2 separate regions of the Homo sapiens genome follow, and region 1 is linked to region 2. Evidence: chromatin loops called from intact Hi-C (ENCODE). Cell type or tissue: sigmoid colon. All regions are shown on one strand. Links, peaks and the distances in the headings refer to the core of each region. The heading gives the core; the rest is flanking DNA. Region 1 overlaps HCRTR2 (hypocretin receptor 2). Region 2 overlaps LOC107986606 (a long non-coding RNA gene).

What was found. Hi-C counts contacts between places; a loop is a spot of excess contacts. Peaks named below come from ENCODE experiments on the same cell type or tissue, not always from the same donor. Only the 100,000 strongest peaks of a DNase experiment are listed, where the experiment ranks them.
Region 1: it touches region 2 in a loop (4-fold over the local background); 23 of 110 quality-filtered maps call a loop at or near these places.

The regions. Positions count from the first base shown.
Region 1 is chr6:55,234,911-55,246,757 of GRCh38, reverse strand. The region is part of intron 1 of HCRTR2 (hypocretin receptor 2); the gene reads right to left. Among named protein-coding and RNA genes, the nearest start is that of HCRTR2, 66 kb to the right of the region's middle. In sigmoid colon, for the core only: a CTCF peak has its summit at 5,335; no DNase peak of the experiment used is centred there.
Region 2 is chr6:54,712,429-54,724,275 of GRCh38, reverse strand. The region is part of intron 1 of LOC107986606 (a long non-coding RNA gene); the gene reads left to right. Among named protein-coding and RNA genes, the nearest start is that of FAM83B, 130 kb to the left of the region's middle. In sigmoid colon, for the core only: a CTCF peak has its summit at 6,247 (motif pointing left); a DNase peak (open chromatin) is centred at 6,242; H3K27ac peaks cover 195 bases.

The sequences.
Region 1 (11,847 bases), core at 1,721-9,720, 520 kb before region 2:
TGTTTAACAGGTGGGAAAATAAGGAGAGAGAAGTTAAGGGGCCTACCTAAGAAAAATTAAGTACTAGAGTAAGTAAAAGTAAAACTAAGTACTAGGTCTTCAATTTAAGTGTTATCCACCAAGCTATATCATCCATATATCCTCTTGATTGAAGCAGAAAATGAAAAGGAAGCTACCAACCTCTATTTGACAGGGCTTTAAGATAGGATCATATAATTTTTTCACTTGGAGATTATTCAGTCTAACCTTCCATCTGATGCATGAATAATCACCTCTGCACCATCTCTGATTCATCCTGCTTGAACATTTATAATACCAGGTAATTTAAAACCTGCTGGAGCCCTTGAGTTCATTTTGCAGTGGCTTTAATTACTAGCAAGTTCTTGTTCATGTTCTGTTTTCCCTTCGTTTCTGCTTACAAGATCCTAATTATTTCTTGGAACTGAATGAATAAGCTTTACCTATATATGTACATTGTATTTGTTTTCTAAGGCTGCTGTAAAAAAGTACCATAAGCCTGGTGTCTTAAAACAATACAAACTTATTGTCTCACAGTTCTGGAGCTAGAACTCTCAAATCAAGGTGTCAGCAGGGCTGTCCTGTCTCTGAAAGCTGTAGTAAAGTTCTTCTTAGTCTCTTCCTATTTTCTTGTGGTTTTCAGGCAATCTTTGGTGCTCTTTAGCTTGTGCAGTATAACTCCAATTTCTGCCTTTGTCAGTGCATGACATTCTACTGTGTTTCTATCTTCACATGGCCATCATCTCATAAGGATCCCAGTCATATTGGATTAAAGGCCCACCCTACTGCAATATGACTTTACCATATCAAATTACATCTGCAATGACCCCATTTCCAAATAAGGTCACATTCTGAGTAATGATCATTAGGACTTAATCATATATTTTTGGAGAAACACAATTCAAATCAAAAAGGCATTCATTCAAGTATTTAACAACAACAGCTATGCCCACTTCCCTAGCCTATGCTTCTCCAGCCTAAAGATAATCAGAATCCATCATGTGAAACTTATGGGCTTTTCATTCCCCATCACCCTGGTTATTTTATTCTGAACACACTTCAGATTATCAGTAATAGCTCTAAGTGAGCTATCCATACCTGCAATCATTTCTCCAGGTGCAATCTACTCAGAGCAACAATGAGAAGGATGATTGATTTGGTTACTGTCAGTCTATTAAGACAGTTTGAGATCTTGTAAGCTTTTTTAAAAGCCAAGGCACACTTTTGGGGAAGATATATATATATATATATATATATATATATATATATAAAATCTTCCTATGTATTCTATGTGTATACTGGTATATATACATGTATGTATTCCTATGTGTGTGTGTGTGTATATATATATACATATATATATATATACACACACACATCGGTTCCCTTGTGTAGATGCTAGGATATTTACCTTTCAATCCTAAGAAGAAATAAAAAGAAAAAAAGATATTTATAAAGAAAGCTATTGGGACAACTGGATACATTTGAATTTTGAGTTTGTGTTAGATAATATTACTGTGCCGTTTAAACATATCTTAAGTGTGGTTTTCACATTATGTCCATTCAAATATTTAAAGACTGTGGCTATGCCCAAATAGTCAAATGAATCTTAAGCAAAATGAACAAAGCTGTGGGTATCGTATTAACTGACTTCAAATTATGCTATAAGCCTATAGTAACCCAAACAGCATGATACTATTAATAGTATAAAAATAGACATATAGATCAATAGAACATAATAGAAAACCCAGAAATAAAACCACATACCTACAGGCAATTTATCTTCAACAAACTCAACAAAAAGAGACACTGGGGAAGGACGCCTTACTCAATAAATGGTGCTGGGAAAATTGGATTAGCCATATGCGGAAGAACAAAACTAAACCCATATCTCTCACCATATACAAATAGCAACTGAAGATGGATTAAAGACTTAAATGTAAGACCCGAAACTCTAGAAACCCTGGAAGAAAACCTAGTATCTGTCTTTAAATGGACTATTCAGAACTACATATATATCTACAACTGCACATTCTCTAAATTTGTGTTACACAAACATTTATTTGTTTATTCAGTAACCCACTCACCCGTGCAAGGTTGTAAAAGTACAAAGTAAACATCACCTTCTCCTGAGAGCACACTAAATTTATACAACTTAAACTTATCACTGGACTTTGTGCTTCTCTGAAGTATAAGCTTCCATTTTCTCCCATTAATTATGCTTGAAATCTCCAAAATATCTCTTTCCTCTATTATATTCTTTCTATTCCTATTGCAAATACCCAATGTCAGATTGTTGTAACCATTAGCTAGAGTATTGCAGTGACCTCCTAATAGTTTCCCCATGCGTTGTGCCTGTCTGTACTCCTATATGTTTTATCCATTAATGTCATTAATGGATAAGTGTCATAAAATAATAAATGTCATAAAATGGATAAAATCCATTAATTCCTTTAATGGATAAAATATATAGGAGTACAGACAAGCACAATGTCTTGTTGTATTAACTCTTCCATTTCAATGAGAGCTCTCTTTTCTCCTGGACAGTACAAAATTCTCAGATGGCCAATAGTAACTGGGTTTCTGTTGAATTTTTGCCCTTTATCCCTTATAATGTTTCCCGTAAAATACACAGAGCATCAGAGTGAATCTGATATTTCACTGTGTGTCAAACATATTCCGTGCCCAGACCATCACTCATGCCATTCCTCTGTCTGGAAATGGTTGATACTCCATTTCAATAGCTTTTTAACCAATTAAATAGTATCCAAAACTGTCCAAAATCAACTGGTCAACCAACAAAATAAAAAACTTTCTGCTTCACAAAATATCTTTTAATTAGCCTAAATTAACATGACTTCTTTCTTCTTTGATACCCAATCACATGTTGTACCCTTCATGGCCATAAATTGCATTCTAAAATTATTGTGGATCATTATGGATTTCTTTTGTATTTTTTCTTATCTCTCTACGGGCACAAAGGCTCTTTATCATTATAAGCTGCTTTTTCTCTTTCCCTTACTTTGCTAAGTTTCTGCTGCTTTTCTCCCAACAAAAATACTGCCTATAATACATTCTGCAGTAACTATGGATGGAATTGATTTGCTCATAAACTTATAGTATGTTGCTGCCATTGGTATGGTATATTTTCCGATGAGCAAATTCTTTAAAAGGAGAAAAAAGGCACAAAGTCTAAACAGAGAATTTACTTTCTTCATTTCTTTTGAGTGAAATCTGAGAGCTCACAGAGAACTTAGCTGTTTGTCAATATTCTCTTAGACATAAAGTAGGCTATGGTTCTCAATTCGCCATGTACTGTGTCCTCTGATGAACTTTGGTAAATCCCAGGACCTGAACTTGATACCACATTTTAAATCAGTTCTGTGAATAACCATTAAACACCAATATTAAAGTCAATTTATGGTTAGTCTGTATTTAAAAGCCTGCCTTCATTAACCAGGAGTGAGGAATAATTGAGCAAATGAGGGCAAAAGAGGATAGCAGAAGGCAAGAATGCAGATTCAGTGAATTCTTGAATTCCACCTCTAACATGGACTTTATTGAAATAGTATTTTTGAAATGCAGAGGTGCCAAGAAGATATCAATTATTTTTTTCCTTTATCTTTCAGACTGTCATTTGTCTTACCGGTTCTTTCTCTGAAAGAATCTGATGATATATAGCTCCTGCACATTCTCCGTAAGACATGGAAAGTGGCTCAAGCTGCATGAAAACATCTGCAGCCATGATCCAAAGAAGGATATCTTTATAAAATATGTTAAATAATATTCAGATATAGTTTTTATGATTTAAGTTATTTTCCTGTTATTTTGTGGGCTAAAGACTAAACTGATTTTCAAATGGGAAAATAATACAATATTTTTAAAATGGCCTTTGCCATTATTTCACTTATAATAAACTAGCTTTTGTTTTAGTATCTTACAGATTGTATATGAGCAAAATTACATTCCAAAACCAATACTTGCACTTAGACAAATGTAAACTAAGGTGATATGCTGGTGCTAAGACTAGATTAAAAACATGTAAACTGCATATGTAAGATTGTGTCTCTTATTAAACATATACTTGGGCCTTGAAATGCCAACTAATAATTGACTATAAAATTTATGATATTGTGATGTGATTGGATATGGTACATAATTAGTGGACCACTGAGTGTCTCAAAAGGATCTGTACTAAATATATCAATTTTATTTTAAGAATTTGCTTATTTATTTAGTTTTGATTATATTAAAATAAGGTAAAAACAGAGAGGGACAATGATTACATGATTCCACTTATATGAGGTACTCAGAGCAATCATATCAGACAGATAGAAAGTAGATTTTTTTTTCCCCCAGGGGCTAGGAGAAGAGGGGAAGGAGACATTATTGTTCCATGAGTGAAGAGTTTCAGTTTTAAAAAATTTTAAATGTTCTGGAGGTGGATAGTGACGATGGTTGCACTATAAGGTGAATATACTTAATGTCATTGAACTATACACTTAAAACTGATTAAGTTGTTGAATTGTATATTATGTATATTTTACCACAATTTTAAAAATTAGTTGCCGACTGGGAGTGGTGGCTCATGCCTGTAATCCCAGCACTTTGGGAGGCCGAGGTGGGTGGATCCCCTGAGATCAGGAGTTCGAGACCAGACTGGCCAACATAGTGAAATCCTGTCTCTACTAAAAAATACAAAAATTAGCTGGGCTTGGTGGTGGGAGCCTGTAATCCCAGCTACTCAGGAGGCTGAGGCAGGAGAATCGCTTGAACCCGGGAGGTGGAGGCTGCAGTGAGCCGAGATTTCACCACTGCACTCCAGCCTGGGCGACAGAGTGAGGCTCCCTCTCACAAAAAAAAAAAAAAAAAAAAAAATTAGTTGCCATAGTAAGACAGACTACAAAATGTGAAACACACTTTGAACTAATAATGATGTCCCTCAAAAACCTTCAATACAGAATGAAAATGCCTAGGGATAATCTTAATGACTCATTTTATAAATATGGTATTTTTTAAAAGATTGAAAGAAAACACAATTTTTCCAAAAACCTTAGTTCCAATATATCAATGCAATGTTAATCACAGCAACTGTGATTTTTATATGCAATTCAAATTATTTTTGAAACAAAGTATTATTTGTAGTAAGTTGTGATATTTCAGTTTAGATATCATCTTAATAAAACACTTTGCGATTTCTTGGTTGTTTAATTTACATATAAGTACATAAATAAATAGCATAACAATTTATTGATTGTTATGTACATAAAAAATATATCAGGAAACAACTTGGAAAAATATACTGTAGTTCCACACTTTGCCACAAAGTGTCAGTGAAAGCATTTGAACCTGCTTCCATCGTCACTTCCGGAATGAGTTTTAAGCATTAAATTCATTGTAATACTTTTTATAATGTAGAACTGAGTATATTTATTTGAAGTTGGATTTTCTAGATAGAAAATAATGTTTAAAGAAGGATAAAATGTCAGTAAACTATCGCAAGAACAAAAAACCAAACACCGCATATTCTCACTCATAGGTGGGAATTGAACAATGAGAACACATGGACACAGGAAGGGGAACATCACACTCTGGGGACTGTTGTGGGGTGGGGGGAGGGGGAGGGATAGCATTGGGAGATATACATAATGCTAAATGACGAGTTAATGGGTGCAGCACACCAGCATGGCACATGTATACATATGTAACTAACCTGCACATTGTGCACATGTACTATAAAACTTAAAGTATAATAATAATAAAATAAAAAAAGAAAAGAAAACAAAAAAAAAGAAGGATAAAATGGCCAACACCATCTCAATTAAATATAAATAAGAGAACGTGAAATAAAACAACATTTCTAAATGAAAAAGAAAAAAACGCAACTGAATACATAGGGAAGAAAGCCTATATTTAACTCCTATTTTCAAAAAACCTACCTTGAAACAGGTCATGGAATGCAGTCATCCAAAATCATTACAGTATCCAGACTTAAGAACCTGGGAAGCTGACCAGGAGTATTATCTTAAAAAGGTAAAACAAACTCTCCACCAAATCCTGAGGCATTTTCCTTTTTCTTGTTTTCACTCCATCACACTGTTACGGCATTGGCCCTCCTTTCTATTGCTAGTTTTACTCCCTTGTCTTCCTGAGCCAATATGCCTGTCTCAATCTCCCATTCTCCACCTACACACCTTGGCAAAGTTGTCCCTAAATCTCCGTCTCAGAAGAACTACATGCAAACGTGCCACTTCCTTTTTTACAACGCTGACGGATGGAGGACTCTTAAGAAGTGCATCTGTGTTGTGAAATGTGCCACCCAAATGGTTATCTAATATGAATATGAATAAAACTCTTTTTTTTTTTTTTTTTTTTTTTTTTTGAGCTGGAGTCTCGCTCTTTCGTCCAGGCCGAACTGCAGTGGCACTATCTCGGCTCACTGCAAGCTCCGCCTCCCGGGTTCACGCCATTCTCCTGCCTCAGCCTCCTGAGTAGCTGGAACTACAGGCGCCCGCCACCGCGCCTGGCTAATTTTTTTGTATTTTTAGTAGAGACGGGGTTTCACGGTGTTAGCCAGGATGGTCTAGATCTTCTGACCTCGTGATCCCCCTGCCTCGGCCTCCCAAAGTGCTGGGATTAAATAAAACTTCAAAACTATTTACTGGCCGGGCGCGGTGGCTCACACCTGTAATCCCGGCACTTTGGGAGAACGAGGCGGGGGGATCACCCGCGGTCAGGTGTTCAAGACCGGCCTGGCCAACATGGCGAAACCCCATCTCTACAAAAATACAAAAATTAGCTGGGCATGGTGGTATGCGCCTGTAATCCCAGCTACTCCGGAGGCTAAGGCGGGAGAATCGCTTGAACCCGGGAGGCGGGGGTTGCAGTGAGCCGAGATCGTGCCACTGTGCTCCAGCCTGGGCGACAGAGTGAGACTCCGTCTCAAAAAAAAAAAAAAAAAAAAAAATTTACCGCCTATGCACAAACAGCAATGTATCTTAAATGTGTTTCGGGTTTTATTTCCTCAAGAAAAGAAAATATAAAAGTCTCTAATTGGACAAATATTTTCTCATTGCCACTTGCTCATTATGTTAATGTTGAGAAAAGCTCTCACTTTTGTCAACCAATGGTGCCTCTGTAGTGTTGATAACCGTTAGGTACAGTGGAGAATAATTAATATATCACAATTAATAATTTGTCTTGAAAGGGATTTAGAAAGAGTATCTTCACACACACAAATGTGCAGGGAGAAAATGCATAGAGGAATGCTATACCACTGAATCCTGTGATTATTATCTCTACAGAAATCAAATCCATAAACAAGTTCTTCAGACAGGAAAAATACAGTGAAGAAAGTGGGAAAATAGGCTTGACTTATCAGCTGTCTCTGAATGGCATGATTTCTCCCAAGGAGGGGCTCAACCACAAATTGGCACCAAGCCTTCTGGCACCAAGAGCTGCCAGAGAACAAAACAGCAGTGTTATTAATAGATCTTCACAGGCCTTTAAGGCTGGCCTGAGGAAAAGGTTAGGAAGACGGAAGGTTCCATAGTCTTAGTGTCTGCAGTTCTATTAATGACTATACCTGGTAGTTACAGTTTCACTCCAGGAAAATTTGTTTTGGAGGAAATGACAACCTTTTGGTCACCCACATCTTTTTACACTTTGTAGATAACTCATTACAAGTCCCCGTTCCCAGTGTGATGTCTTAGAAATGCATCTGGATTTTGACCCTGTTCTCAGAGTTCTACAGGGCCATAAAGTCAGTCCTTCTCTTTGACCCTTTTGCATTAATTAACATACACAAGCAACCAATCCGATCCTCCCCAAGACATTTGACTTCTGTTCATCTTACTACCTGCAATGAACTTATTTTGGGGGTCTTTTCTGTAGAAATGCTTTTCTCTTTCACCGCATATCTGTCTTTAATCCACTTGTCTTTTGTTCTTTCATTATCTTTCTTTAGTTGTTCTTATTGACTCTCACAACTTTATGTCTCATCTATAGAAGACCAACCCAATATTATAATTCAAAGTTATACCTCTAGTTCTTGGCTCTCTCTCCTACTTTGCATACCAGAATCTCTGACTACAACTGTTTTCATCTTATAGATGTTCTATCTTTCAATTAAACTCAAAGTATGAATCATAAAATGTGTGTGAGCGTGTGTGTGTGTTTCTGTGTGTGTGTATTCAGTTAAAACATTTGGATATTGTCCTACAGACTATGGAGAATTGGAAAATTACAAAATTACTGACAGATTTTAAGCAACAGAATGGCAATATCTTACTACTATTTTTCAAAGATTACTTAGGCGGAATATGTGGAAAATATATGTCTTTATGTTGCAAGCAGAGAGATTAATACTGACAGTTTTAAAATTCCAAGAAAGCAAGTTGGTAACCAAAAAATGGAAAAAGGTGAATGCCAAAAATAATAACGAGGTTGAAATATCAGGCCTTAGTGAGGGATTAGATATGAGGATGAGAGAGTAAGAAGAACTGAGGATGATTAGCAGGTATATTGCTTGACAGCTGGGGATGCTCACTGAGCTAGGGGATAAAGGATAATGAGGTAGCTTTGTAAGAGTAGATAGAAGATGAGAAATTCAACTTTGTATATGTAATTTTGAAGCACCTGTGAGTTATCCTAGTGTCAATACCCAGTTGGCATTTAGATTTATGGTTCTATACTCCAGGGGATATAATTTCTTTACATGTAAATATTTGGGATTCATCAGAATAGAAATTGTGATTAAAGCTTGTGGAGTGGATAAGATCAACCAGTGACAGAATTAGAGTAAGAAGGGAAGAACCTAAATCATCTCCAGAAAACTGTGCAGTTTCAACCACATACTCCTGGTTGAGAATATCCAGAAAGTGCCAATTGTTCTCTGAAGTACTAAATATTGTAGTACGAAAGTATACATTTGTTTTACTATTACAAAATAGTTTCTATTTCTGGTAACGGCAGATAAGCTTACTGCAGAACAAACTTCCCACCTAAAACAACCAGAAGTGTTACACATTTCTTTAAGACATTGGAAAGCTACTAAGGCAGAAGGGACATCAAAGGCCAATATCCTGGAGAAAATGCAAGAGGGAGATGCTCTGGCATTTAGCCTCTTTTCTTCTCAAAGTTTTTGGCAATTTGCAAACTCTAGCTAAGAACAGGAGAAGAGAAACAGAGAACAAAGCTGATAATATGAGATGCTGAGCCGGAAATTTAGTACCTAACCAAAAATAAGATGATAATTGGAGTTCAAGGCCTATCAAGTAGGTAAACAACCCTGGCTTTCAGCTGTAACTCCAAGTTATGAACTCTGATAGGGATAAATCTGAAGTAGACAAGCTCTCCTAAAGAATGAAGCCCAGCTTCCAAAGCCTCCAGTGACTGACGGGATAGTGGTTTTCTGTCCCAACACTAGCTGCTGGCCAAAGCAAAAGCAAATTCTCTGTGAAAGAAGATAATATTATCTAGAACATAAAATAATTTCTACAATTTTTCATAAAATATTTCAGAAATTTTAAAATGATTGAATTAATAATGTCAAGAAAGTAGATATATTATAAAGAATATAAAAAATAGAAAAATAGTCCAAGGAAATTATAGAACTTAAAAATATGTGAACTGGAAACACAACAAAGAGATTTAACAGAAAGAAAGATTAGATAAAACCATCTAATAGGATTATACAAACTAATAGAAAATATCCAAGCTAAAGAACAGAGAGGAAAAAAGGAAAATGCAGAAGAGTGTGCATAACACATGGTGAAAATTCTATTATACCTGTGATTGGATTCTCAATATGTGTGTATAGAAGTAGCATGAGACAAAAGCAATCTTTAAAAAGATATTGGCAAGGCAAATACATTATCTAAGAATTTTTCAAAACGAATTAAAGGTATATATTTGTAGATATAAGAAGTGCTATAAATTTCAACCAGGATAAATATAAGAGAAAATCACACCCACTTATATTATCATAAAACTGCTGAAAAACCAGTGACGAAAGGAAAAATCTTAAAGCAGGAAGAAAAAAATGCATCACCTCCAAGTTGTCATATTGGGATTGACAGCTAAATTCTCAAAAGTTAATATCTACAAATACTAATTCACATAAATAGTCTTTCCCTCAGTGATCAGGAGTAAGTGCACAAAGTCTTTTATGGTAATTTCTATTTAGCATTGTGCTGGAGCAAGGGTAATAAAGCAATAAAAATAAATAAAATAATGAAGTTTGGAAAGGATTAAATAAAACCTATCATTATCCACAGAGGGCATACTTATTAAGTGTGAAAGAATCTCCAGATAAACTACTAATCTTAATAAATACCTTAGTAACACTTGCTGAATATAAAACAATATGTAACATAAGAGCACATGAAATTGATATATAAAATATAATGTATATATGCAAAATCAATTATGTTTCTATTAAATAAAAACAACTAGAAAATGCAATTTAAATAGATGATACTATTGACAATAGAATAATAAATGTTCAACATCTAGGAAAAAAATAATGAGAAACACATGATTTCTGCACTGTAAAATATGAGGAATATGAAAAATAACCTAAATGGATAGGGGGATATACCCTACTCATGGAATCGAAGAATAAGTATTGTAAGGCTGTGAGTTTTCTCTAAAATTGATATATGGATTCAATGCATTCCAAATTAAAATGCTAGCTTTCCTTTGGTAAAGACTGGCAAGCTGATTTCAAAATTTATATAAAAATATAATGGGCCAAAATTAGTCAGTATTATATTATGGAAAAACAAATTTGAAGGATTTACATTAGCTATCAAATATTAATACAAAGTGTCAGTAAACAAAACAGTATAGTACTGGTACAAGGATATAAATGTAGATCAAGGGAATAGAATAAAAATTGAGATCCAAAACAAAAACAAAACAAACAAAAATAGTTGAGATCCACACCTACGTATATAAGGACTCTTGACATATGACAAAAGTGCCATGTACTGCATTATCAAAGAAGTATCTTTTCTACAAATGATACTGAATAAATTGATATCTACATAGAAAAAATAAAAATTTGATTTCTACATCACATCATATACAAACATAAATTCCAGGTTACTTATAGATCTAAATTTGACAGTTAAAAAAATAAAATTCCCATTGATAAGATGTTGGAGTAGATAAGCATTTCTTAAGCAGATTTCCTCAAATGTATTAAACATAAAGGACATGTTTGAAAAATTAAACAAACCTAAAATTAGGGTATATCAAAAGAGGACAAAAATATATGCCAAAGAGTGAGAGAAGTTATTTACAACACATTTATTTGAAGAAAACAATTTACATGATTATTTCTTGTGGTTAATGGGCTTTGTTGTTGCCACTGCTGTTGTAGCTTTTCAGATATTTTTATTGAATTATCACACATGTATAAAAATGTACAAACCATCATGTATCACTGGACAAATTACAGCAGAGTGTACATACCCTTGTAACTACTATTCAGACTGAGAAGTACAATATGACCGGCACCCCAGAAGCTCTCTTCCTATTTCCTCTCCAACAACATCCCCCCTGCCAACAAAAGGAAATCCGTATACTGATTTGTAACACCATAGATTAATTGTTATCTGTTTTTAACTTTATCTATGTGGAATCAACATTTATGTGTTATTTTGTGTCTAATTTCTTTCACTTATGATTATGTTTGTAAGATCCAGGTTGTATGTTTAGTAGTAGTTCCATCATTTTCATTCCAGTGTGTGATTATATTATCATTGAAATACTCTACAATTGATGGAAATTTTGGTTCATTCTAATTCAGGGCTATTGTAAACA
Region 2 (11,847 bases), core at 2,210-10,209:
TGTCCTTAGAGCATATTTTCAATTTTATATGCAATTGCCGGGTTGCAACTGGACAAAGCAAGTAAGCTCCCTTAGAACTAGGTAAAAAGTTCTGTCAAAGAAGAATAATTTGATGCAACAGGAGAAGGACTGGTCTTGATGCATTTAAGATAAAACTCTAAACATGTCTTTGCAAATCTTTATTATTAATGCTTATCTTGAAAAGTAATTATTTGCCCTTAAAGAAATGAACCTACATAATATAAATCCCTCTGGGTCAAGAATCTCTCATGTGAATACTTGTCTAAACAATTTTACAAATAGGAATTATTTGTTCGGTGTCATATCATTTTCTCCTGAGGTTACTCTCTATTATGAGAAACAGGTTGGAATTGATTAATGGACTTTTATTAAAATAGCTAGGAAATCTTAAGTCTGAAGCAGGTTGCCAATGTATGTTCTGACTTAGGTCAGTGGGAATCAAAAGTATTATTGTTTAGCAGATGTTCTGTCAGCAGTTGTCTGGGCAAAATGCTGTAGTTCATTTTCTTTGTATGTTTAAAACACAAGTTTCCATAACTGACAAAAATATCTTTCTGATGATCAAGGATGAAAGTCTAAAAATTATGTGAATATAAAAACTCAGAAATTGCTAAAGGAGGTTCCCTGTGAATTTGGTTTGAGGCTCCTCAGTAGGGGAGGGTGATGGAGGCTTAGCCACAGCTATACACGCTGGGTTTGTGTTATGGAAAAATAACTTTAGCATTCAATAGATCGATTTAATGCCAGCCACAATCATCCTACTTGGCTTGTGAAAAACAGCATTTTGATTCAAGAGATGTGAAAAAGCTTTTTAAAGAGTTTAATGTAGTTGCTGTTTTCTATTCATGTCCCAAGTTCAATTTTAAACTGAGAGGAAAGGGGAGAAAGCAAAAATGTATTCTGGACTGGTACCCTGCTATGGTTTCATTCACCCATGAAAAAAGCAATAATAAGACACTCTGTCATTCTCATATAAAACATATCCATTCCTCCAATTAGGGGTGCAGAGAATCCTGTGATAAAAATATCTACCCAATTTCAATTCAACATCAAGATACGTAGAATATAAGAACATTTAATAATGGATAATTTTCTTAGGTTTAGAATAAATGACTAACCTGAAAATGTTGTCTTTTAAAAATATTCAATTCTAAATTTCCATAACATTTCAGAAAAAAGTAAGTTTAGTTTTCCTAAATTTATCAAACTATGACATTAACATGATGGCATATTCTACAAATAATGCTCTTTTTTTTTCTTTCTTTTTTTTTTTTTTTTTTTTTTTGAGACTGAGTCTTGCTCTTGTCACCCAGGCTGGAGTGCAGTGGTGAGATCTCGGCTCACTGCAACTTCCACCTCCCGGGTTCAAGCGATTCTCCTGTCTCAGCCTCCTGAGTAGTTGGGATTACAGATGCATGCCACTATTCCCGGATAATTTTTGTATTTTTAGTAGAGACAGGGTGTCACCATGTTAGTCAGGCTGGTCTTAAACTCCTGACCTCATGATCTGCCCACTTTGGCCTCCCAAAGTGCTGGGATTACAGGTGTGAGCCACCGCACCTGGCCACACATGATATTCTTTAAAAGGCAGACATTTATAAAGTGTTGTTTTGCAAGAGTCCTTGGGCTTAAACTCAATGAAATTGGCACCTTTCCTGCATTCCTTTATAGACAGGCAAGAAAGCCAAACTGCAATGCTATGTTTCTCTCTATCTTGGCTCCGAGCTCCAGAAATAATCATCAAAACCACACCTAGATCACTTGTTCAGTCATGTAGAGAAGAACTTGAAAAGAGAAAAGAAAATGTTGGCTCCGATATTGTGCTCAAATGAATCAAAGAGTGGAATTCCACATTCCCACTTAAGTATATCATGTTGCTCTGAACTTCAAGTATCCCAGGTCAGGTGGAGGCAAACCTTCCAAAGATTGGATTTAAAGTCCTGATTCTGCCTTCCCAACAACAAAACAGATAAAGTTTGTTGTTGTCGTTGTTGTTCTTGTTTATAGTAATGCCCCCAAATCCCATGTAGAATAGGTGTGGCAATTTATATTATGACTCCTTTGGGAATTTATCTACCTGCAGAGATTCTTTCTAATTGTATCAACATTCTCCATACCTTCATACTTAAGAGATGCTTTATTGAATTTATGGAAATAACTTTAAATGGTTAACCATTAGGTGGGTTTTGTTGAACCATTCTCATTCTTATAAAATACATGTTTTGAGGGAAAGAGAAGGCAGTTTCTCCCTCTTCACTTTGTCTCAACTAGTGAAAGGAATGAGGATAAATTTTCCTCTACTGATATCTCAGATCATGTAGATGCTAGGGCAAGAAATAAAACAAAGGTGAAGTCGCCATATTAGAGGACAGTGAAGGTAGAAGTGTGACTTAGTAAGAAAATGCTAAACTTTGGGGTAGATATTGCTGTTAATATGTTGTGGGTCAACTTATTACCAGCTCGATGGCTTCAAGTTACTTAACCTATGAAGCCTCCATTTCTTCACCTGAAGGATAGAATCAATAATTCACTTTGCCATGTTATTATGAGAATTAGAGATGATATATAAAAAGAGAAATACATGTTTTTATCTCATCTAATTTCACATGTTCAATAATTAAGACCTGTCCAGACCACGTAACCTGCTCAAGGTCAAATAGTTGAAAATGAATGAGTGAGAATTTAAAGTTAAGGGTCATTCCAAATTCCATGTTATCAACCAGTAACCTTATAAGAGCTTTGTGGTTAAGGGAAATCAAAGACATTTGCTAAATTTTAACTACTAATAATAGAATAAAACAAAGCATTTCATGTATACTTGTTGATGGTGATTACTGGTAATGTCAAGATGAGAATTTACAAAGACAAAACATATACACATGAGACATGGCAGAATTAGTTCATTAGGGAACTTACGCCTATCTTAGAGAACCTTTGTTCTATCTGATGTCCTTTCCCTGCTGGCCCCAAAGAGGCCAAATTTTTTTCTATTTCCACCTTTGACCTCATCTAGAATTTTCTCTAAATTTCATTCTATGCCCTCAGAAAATCATTCTTACTAGTTTTCAGAAGACTCATTTATGTTTGCTTATGGTTCTGGCCCATGTAGCCACCAATATCTATCACCTAGCAAGACAACAATTTTCAGAGGCAGTTCTGACCCCTATATTAGGCAGGATTGTTCTTGGCCTTCAAGGCAGCATTCTGTAGGGTCAACTTTGCAACTCAAGCCTAGCATCCCATCTGCCTGGTAAGGCTTGAACATGAGTTCCCACTAAACTTTAGTCTTTTCAAAGACAGAACCGGCCAAGTCCCTACAGGAATCCACTGGCACCATTTCCCCAGCTCCATTTAGATCCTTCTCCAAATACTAAAGAGGTTATTTCTCAAGGCATGGCTATACTTTTGTTACAATGGAGAGTCCTGGGTTTCCACATATTCAGAATTTTTGAGGGTGACACTCAGGAATCTGAATTTTAAGCAAATACATCATGCAATTCACATATATTCTACAGTTTGAAAACCATTACCTCAGAGCCACAATTCCATGGTTTGTCTAACATTGAACATCACCAGTGTCTGAAGTCTCTCTACTGGGATCCATCAGCATGATCCCTTGGATTCTGGATCTGAACACTCATTAAAATCAATCCTAAATTATCTGTGCTCTTCTATGTTATCTATAATCTTGCCGTCAACCCACTGACCCTTCTGGCCAGCCCTGCCTTCTCCTTTCTTCCCACTAGTCCATGCTGTCAAAGCTTCTGCTGACCTAAGTCTGAAATTCCCATGTGCCTTTTGATGGCCTTTACCCCAACTCACTTCTCTTTTTAATTTGATTATTCTGTCTCTCTTGCCATTCTAATGTTTGGATGCTCTGTGCCTTTTGTGTCTATTTTTTAGCACCAGCAGCCAGGCTTTCATAGTTTTGTGCTGCCCATTACCAAAAGGAACACATGATCACATTTTTACATTTCCACAGGAAAATTCATATCCAGCTAAGAAATATTATTATAGAGGATTTTCTTTATTTAATCATACGTAGAAGATGTCAAATAGTGTGGTAAAGTGTAAGGCGACTCTTCATCTATTTGGATTTTGATATTCTTTATTGTTTTGTTTTACAAACCAGCTTTTTTCTCAACATGCAGGTTATAACCCATTGGTGGTTCAAGGAATCAATTTATGAGTCTCTACCACACAAAAAATAGCATAACAAGAAATGTCAGTTTTTATTATATGCAGTAAGAATATCATTAAATGAAAATATTTAGGAACATGTGTGTATTTGTGTGACTTTTGTCATGATGAAAATTGTTTTAATTTTTAGTTGTGAATCATAAAAAACATCAAAGCCACTTCTTTACATTTCAGAGGATTAGCATAGTCTTCTACATGCTGTGAGGTCAGAGTGTCTGTTTATGTGAACGCTGTCTCTCCAGGGAATCAAGCTTTTTTATTTCCCCAAGTAAAGCATGTGTTCACTACAAATCAATCAGAGCTTAAACCCTCCATTCTGATTGTGCTTTGTCTAACTTAATAGAAATACAAACTGCTGCCACATACTGTATTTAGTCTACTATTTACTCAACTGTTTCTGTCTCAATTTTGTCAACTGTAAAAATAAACATAATATCAGGGTTTTGTGAATATTAAATGAGATAACTTAAATGAAGAGCTGAGAATAAAGGTTTAACATATAGGAAGTCATCAATAAATGCCAGCTATCATTATTTTATCATATTGAATGGTATAAATCAGATACAATTTTTAGCACAGTTCAATGCAAATAGGAAAAAAAAAGAAAGCATTTGGCTCCATGTCTTGGAGTCTAAAACTACTGTAAATTTGTCCAAAGTTTTTTGGAAAAGCTGGGTCTTTTGGAAAAGCTGGGTCTTTTGGAAAAGCCACAGAGGGAATTTCAAGGACAGATGGTCTCTGTTCAAGCTCTTACCAGATTGTTTAAGACTAATTAGCTATTGAGTGTCAGCCAAAACAAATATGGATTTCCCTGTGATATTTAAAAACACACTCTCCTATAAATTGAATATTTGAGGTTATCCTCCTGACAAGCATGGAATGGAAAAAAGAGGCAGGAAAAATGAAGAACAGAGAAAAAGAGAGAGAGAGAATCTAGTTACCTTCAAAATGGATTGTATTTTATTAACCTATTGTTGTTTATCTCTGTGCACCTTTCTTCTTCATTCAACCTGTGTAGAAGGAACAAGCTAGTCTTCATGTGAAGGAACAAACCAATGTGTGTCTTCAGCTACCACCGTCTGTGTTTGTTTGCTGTAACTTAACCCTTACAATTAAAGTGCTTATGAATCACTATGACTGCAATTAAGCGTTGAGTATATAGTAGTGGATATGAATTTAAGAGCCAACCCCCTCCGCTGCTCTGTTCTCTTTGCTATATTTTGCCTGGATGTGTAAGACCTGGGAAAGTCTGATCGTTTTCCCATGGCCCGGCCTCTTAGAGACTACATTATATTAAAACAGGTTGCTTATCTTAGTTAATGTTTAGAGAGTTTTAGAGAACTAGATTTCAATATTATCTATGAAAGCTAAGTTAACTGACAGCTTTTGATTGCCCAGTGGTAAGGCTTATTAAACAATTATCCCATTGTGTTCTCAATAAGCCCGTTAAACTGCCCAGGCTTCTTCTAGTCAGTTGGGAATCTTGCTCAAAAGCTTCTTCTGTTTGGACCATTCGAGTGTAAAAAGAGAAAGTAATGATTGTTTTGTAATCAGTTTGGTTCAGTTAATTAAAGATTGGATGTGAAATTAAGGTAGGGGGAGAAAGCAGAGTTGTAAGAAAGAAATGGCTAAGAATGTGCTAACTCAAAAAGTAGAAGAAGATGGCTCAATTTTATTAATTTAAAAACAGTTCTAGCTGTGTTCCTAACATGTTTTCATGGAGTAAGGCTAGTTTTCATGGAGTAAGGCTAGGAAGCATAGCAGAAAGACACAAAGAGATGCAAACGTCTAAACAAAGGGAAATATGGACACTGTGAATTATATAATGTAAATCATTTAAAAATTTACATGAGAAAATATTATTTGTGAAAATAATAAAATTAGAAGAAAATGATTAGTATCCCATGGTGCCCTAAATAAAGAGATACTTTTTGACTAATACTTTGAATTTATTAAGGGTACCTGCGCGACCCAAGACTAACCAGCTATAAATTACTACTAGTGCCACCTGGTGTTGGAATGCCTGTACTGCAGCTATGTATGGGATGTGTACAGGTAGACTGCACATTCCTGAGAAGAGTCTGCAATGAACCTCTGAGCTAATTCACAGGGATGACTATGATGAGCTTATAAGTATAGGTCAGAAACAACAATCGTTATGAAGAAATGACTAACTTGAAATGGTATCTACTTGGATCCGTACAACAATTTCTTTACCTCTTTCCTGGTCATTATGTTGAAATTACAAATAAATCTGTGTTAAGACAATAGCTATAATTAAATAGAATAAACTGTAAAAATTAGATTGAGAGTTAACATGTTTGTTGTGGGAAGTCAGGGACCCCGAACGGAGAGACCGGCTGAAGCCACGGCAGAAGAACATAAATTGTGAAGATGTCATGGACATTTGTTTATTTCTCAGACCGGCCAACACTTAGGGAAAATAGAAAAGAACCTACGTTGAAATATTGGGGGCTGGTTCCCCCGATACATATTAGTCACATGTTTATTCTTTATCTAGTCTCAGAATTATAAACACAACCTGAAATTACCTTAACACTAATATTGCTTCGTGCTATATTCTAGCAAAAAGAAAAAACAAAAACAAAAAAACAAAACAAAAAAACACATAGGGAATATGACTGTGTAGCATAAGGCAATTTAATCCAAAATTGTAAAAATATGAAAGGAGATAGTCAAGAGACTTAAAATATTTCAGCTGCTGAAATGATTATGATCTTGAGTAAGCATCTCTTATTAACAATTTAGGAATAGTATATTACCTACTACAAAATATAAGCACTGAAGAATTAAACAACCAGGAACTACAGAATGTATATGTACAACAAAAAAATAAATTTCATCTTTCTCTTTATTGTATTACTTTTTAAATCAACTACTAGCTACGTTTATTAGGCATGCAGAATTGGAAAATTTCCAAATTCTTACTGGTGAGAAGAGTTGAACTATTATATGCAATGCTCTGCACAGATAGAGACCATATGTTGCTGTTTCACTACATTACTCATATGCTTTGTATTCACTCTCCTTATTCTTCTCCTCAGTCATATGGACAACTTGCTTCTAGGACTAAAAATATCAGCTGTTTTTGTTGTTTGTTGTTGTTGTTGTTCTTGTTGTTGAGACGCAGTCTCTCTCTGTCGCTCAGGCTGGAGTGTAGCGACATGATCTCGGCTCACTGCAACCTCTGCCTCCCAGGTTCAAGCAATTCTCCTGCCTCAGCCTCCTGAGTAGCTGGGACTACTGGCGTACGCCACCACACCTGGCTAATTTTTGTAATTTTAGTAGAGATGGGGTTTCACCATATTGGCCAGGCTGGTCTCAAAGTCCTGACCTCACGTGATCCACCCACCTCAGCCTCCCAAAGTGCTGAGATTACAGGTGTGAGCCACTGCACCCGGCCTACACCAGCTGTTTTATATTCCTTGGAGGCTAAAGAAGAGGGAATAGGGAAAGTGATGGCTATTCAGATGGAGGGATGGATAAACACCTTCTCCCAGGCTTTGTAAAGAGTTAAGGGCCGGGCGTGGTGGCTCACACCTGTAATCCCAGCACTTTGGGAGGCCAAGGCAGGTGGATCACCTGAGGTCAGGAATTCGAGACCAGTCTGTTCAACATGGCAAAACCCCGTATCTACTAAAAATTACAAAAATTAGCTGGGCACTGTGGCAGGCGCCTGTAATTCCAACTACTCGGGAGACTGAGACAGGAGAATCGCTTGAACCCAGGAGGTGGAGGTTGCTGTGAGCTGGGATTGCACCATTGCACTCCGGCCTGGAGACAGAGCAAGATTCCGTCTAAAAAAAAAAATAGTGAAAGAGAGAACTTTGAAACCAGTCCACTTAGCTTGAGGGCAACTGCAGAGAGTGAACTCAGGGATAGTGACAGGTACAGCAGAAAATGTGTGTGAAGATTGAGAAGTGTGGGCAGGATGAGAATAGAACAAGTGTAGCAAGCAAGAAAAGCTGAAACTGGAAGGGAGGGAAGCACCAAGCAGTGTGAAGTGATGTGGCCATGAAAACAGAACTAAGAAAAGGGCTCAAAGAAGGGAAATTATAAAGATTTGCAGAGAGAACAGCAAAATCTTTATAGAAATACTAGTTGTTTGACACTGATTAAAAAGGAAGGAGGAAGAATCTAATGCATCTTTTTTTTTTTTTTTTTTGAAATGGAGTCTGGCTCTGTTGCCTAGACTGGAGTGCAGTGGTGCAATCTTGGCTTACTGCAACCTCTGCCTCCTGAGTTCAAGTGATTCTCCCTGCCTCAGCCTCCCGAGTAGCTGGGACTCAGGTGCCCACCACCATGCCTGGCTAATTTTTTTTTATTTTTAGTACAGACGGGGCTTTGCTATTTTGGCCAGGCTGGTTTTGAACTCCTGATCTCAGGTTATCCACCCGCCTCAGCCTCCCAAAGTGTTGAGATTACAGGCCTGAGCCACTGCGCCAGGCCTAATGCATCTTTAAAAAGGATGATAGACAAGAAACAATGATAAAAATAGTAAATTAGAGACAGCTAATCATTCTCATCTAGAGACATGGCTAACTCAGAGATTGTTGTTTTAAACCTAATTCTCATGAATTTGTATTTTTAAATTATAATTTTAAATTGTTAATATGTTTAATGATAATATACATACTTATACAGAATATTTTCCATTCTTAGGATTTTTAATTTAATTGTTATACATACTTAAAAGATTATTATTTTCAAGCAAATATGTTTTTCTCATAAATCTCTGTGTAAGACTCCTAACTATTTTCATGTGAAGAAACATCTAATTCGAGGGTTGAAAACTCAAAATGTTTCAGAGGCTTGGTAAGTTGTACAAATAAATGCATGAAGTGGCTGGGTGTGAAAATGATGGCAATGAAGGGAAAAATAACTGTTCGAAGAGCCCATCCCTGCAAAAGGTATTCACATCGATCAAAAGCAGATTTCCACAAGCAAAGCAGGAGCAACAACAGGAAACTACTGGCCTAACCAAAAAAAAGGAAAAAAAAAAAAAAAACTAGCAGAACAGACATAGCGGTGGCCTACTTGGCTAGATAACGGTGGCTCCTATTCTGATGTTACTACCAGAGTTAAAATCTAAATTGATCTGTTTGCTAAATGCTAACACTGGCCTAGTCTGTCAGTAACCTGAACTACCTAATGGAGAAGGGCTGACATGAATTGGCAACCTGAATAGAAAGAAACATAGTGAAAGCACTTTCTTGTTTCTAGGCAGGCCCATTTCATCATAAGTTGAAACCGTAAGCATATTTAGGAGACTTTATTTTGCTTATGTGTACACATTTTAATGCAGAGTTGACACTACTCTTCCCAGTATTTACTTAGTAACCTGTTAACAATTAAAGAAAGTGGCCGGGCTCGGTGGCTCACGCCTGTAATCTCACCACTTTGGGAGGCCGAGGCGGGCACATCACGAGGTCAGGAGATGGAGACCATCCTGGTTAACACGGTGAAACCCCGTGTCTACTAAAAATACAAAAAATTAGCCAGGCATGGTGGCGGGCGCCTGTAGTCCCAGCTACTCCGGAGGCTGAGGCAGGAGAATGGCGTGAACCCGGGAGGCGGAGCTTGCAGTGAGCAGAGATCACGCCACTGCACTCCAGCCTGGGTAACAGAGCGAGACTCCATCTCAAAAAAAAAAAAAAAAAAAAAAGTGAACAGGGTATCTCCAATTTCGGTAAGCTTTCCCTAGCTCTAGCCTTTTTCACTCTTATTTCAGCCAAATTTGCAGTTCATTAGTAGCAGAAATAACAACAACAACAACAAAAAGCCACTCATTATAATAGATATATCTGCTTCATGTAGCACGTTTTTTATATTTTACATACTGATTGGGGGAAATAAATAAATAAATAAAATGCACCTTACAAAATATGCCTTAAAATTAACCTCTGGTTAAATGAACTGGTTATTATGCACAAAGAAGCAATAAAAGTCAGGCTTAAAGAAAGTTTCAGAAAGCATGGCACTGAAAGCAATAGTGGCAGACATGATACATTTTAACTTGATTTTATGCTCCTTGGTTTCCTAAATAAGGAACTGTGAAAGTTAAATAGCTCCTGGCTGTGTTTTCCTTGTTTAGCCCTCATATAGCTGTTTAAGATTAGTTTAGAGTAACGTCCTTAATTTACAATACTTTGAGATGAACCATTTTTTTATAAACTTCTACAAAGGAGATTGTGCCCCCCCCGAATTGAAATGTATGGTAGGTATTACTTTTTTTCTTCACTGTAATTTTACTATGAAAATTTGAATTGCAATATTAATGGCCTGCATCTGAATTCTAGTGCATATCTATATCTTCTTTTGAGCAGAGTACATTTAATAATGATGTTCTCTGCTACTGTATGGACTTTGAAGCGTTAACAAACATAAAGAAATTTCAGTATAACAGAGCGAATGTCTCTCATCAGTTGCGTCAAATCAGAAATCATTGCACCATTTGCCATAGTTTTACTCCTATAGTTAATTACACAGAGTTCTGACTGATGGAAATGCTCTGTCTGTACTGTTCATGGTAGCCCCCACATGTCACTATTGAACAACTTAAATGTGGCTAGTCTGACTGAGGAACTGAAATTTTGTTTAATTTTAATTTATTTAAACATAAACTTAGGTAGCCCCAGGTGACTGGTGGTTATATTGGACAACTCTGCATTAGATTAAAAGCATCTTGAGGGATGGGCCCTTGTTTGTCCTTGAGTCTCCCATTTTTATTGTTGTTGTTGTTACACAGTAAGTGCCTGAGACATCCTGATTACATTACAATAATGAATGGTGGGAAAACTGTCATTCACCCATGTTATTCCCTAGATTACTGATCTTTCAAATTGTATCACTCAACAGAATCTAAAATGAATAATATAACAATTGTTAAGTGTACATAATTGTATGAAACAAACTTGGTTTCAGAGAGCTTGGTCACTTATAAAATATTTCACCTTGGGAGAGTTACTAAACTTAATAAACTCTAAGAATCTTGGTTTGCTCATCTGTAAAATGGAACATAGATATTGTAGTCTTGTTCTGGTGGTTAAATGATATTGCCTCTGGAGAGTTTATACTCTCATGTGCTCACTAAATTTAGCTTTTATTAGTCCTAACACAGAGCACTCTACCACACATACAGAACTTGCAACAGAAATGTGTTCATTATGAATTGAAAACTAAATAAGTGGAAATAATTGTAAAGGTTTCATGCAGACTTACAAAGATTGTAAAAATTGTAAGGAGCCCTCTTAAGTTTTGGGATTTACTTAAAGCCAAGGTAATTGCTTAAATGTTCAAAGTTGCAGCACTTAGAGCAAAAGATTAACAAGTTTTTTTAAAAGCAATTGTCACTATTTTGAGAGCTGTGTGAACAGCACGTGAGACAACCACAGCACAATTCATTCCAAAGTCATATAGGGCAATGAAAAGAGATAGCAGAATAACATGTACTCCCTTCAAGTCTTATTTTAAATATTGTCTTTGTGCATGAATTTTCATACTTGTGATTGTAGTTTTATTATTTTTTAATAGTCTATGCCAAAATTAATTTCAAACCATGGCAGGTAGAAATCTTCCCAAATCAAGGCAGTATGATGGTGTGAG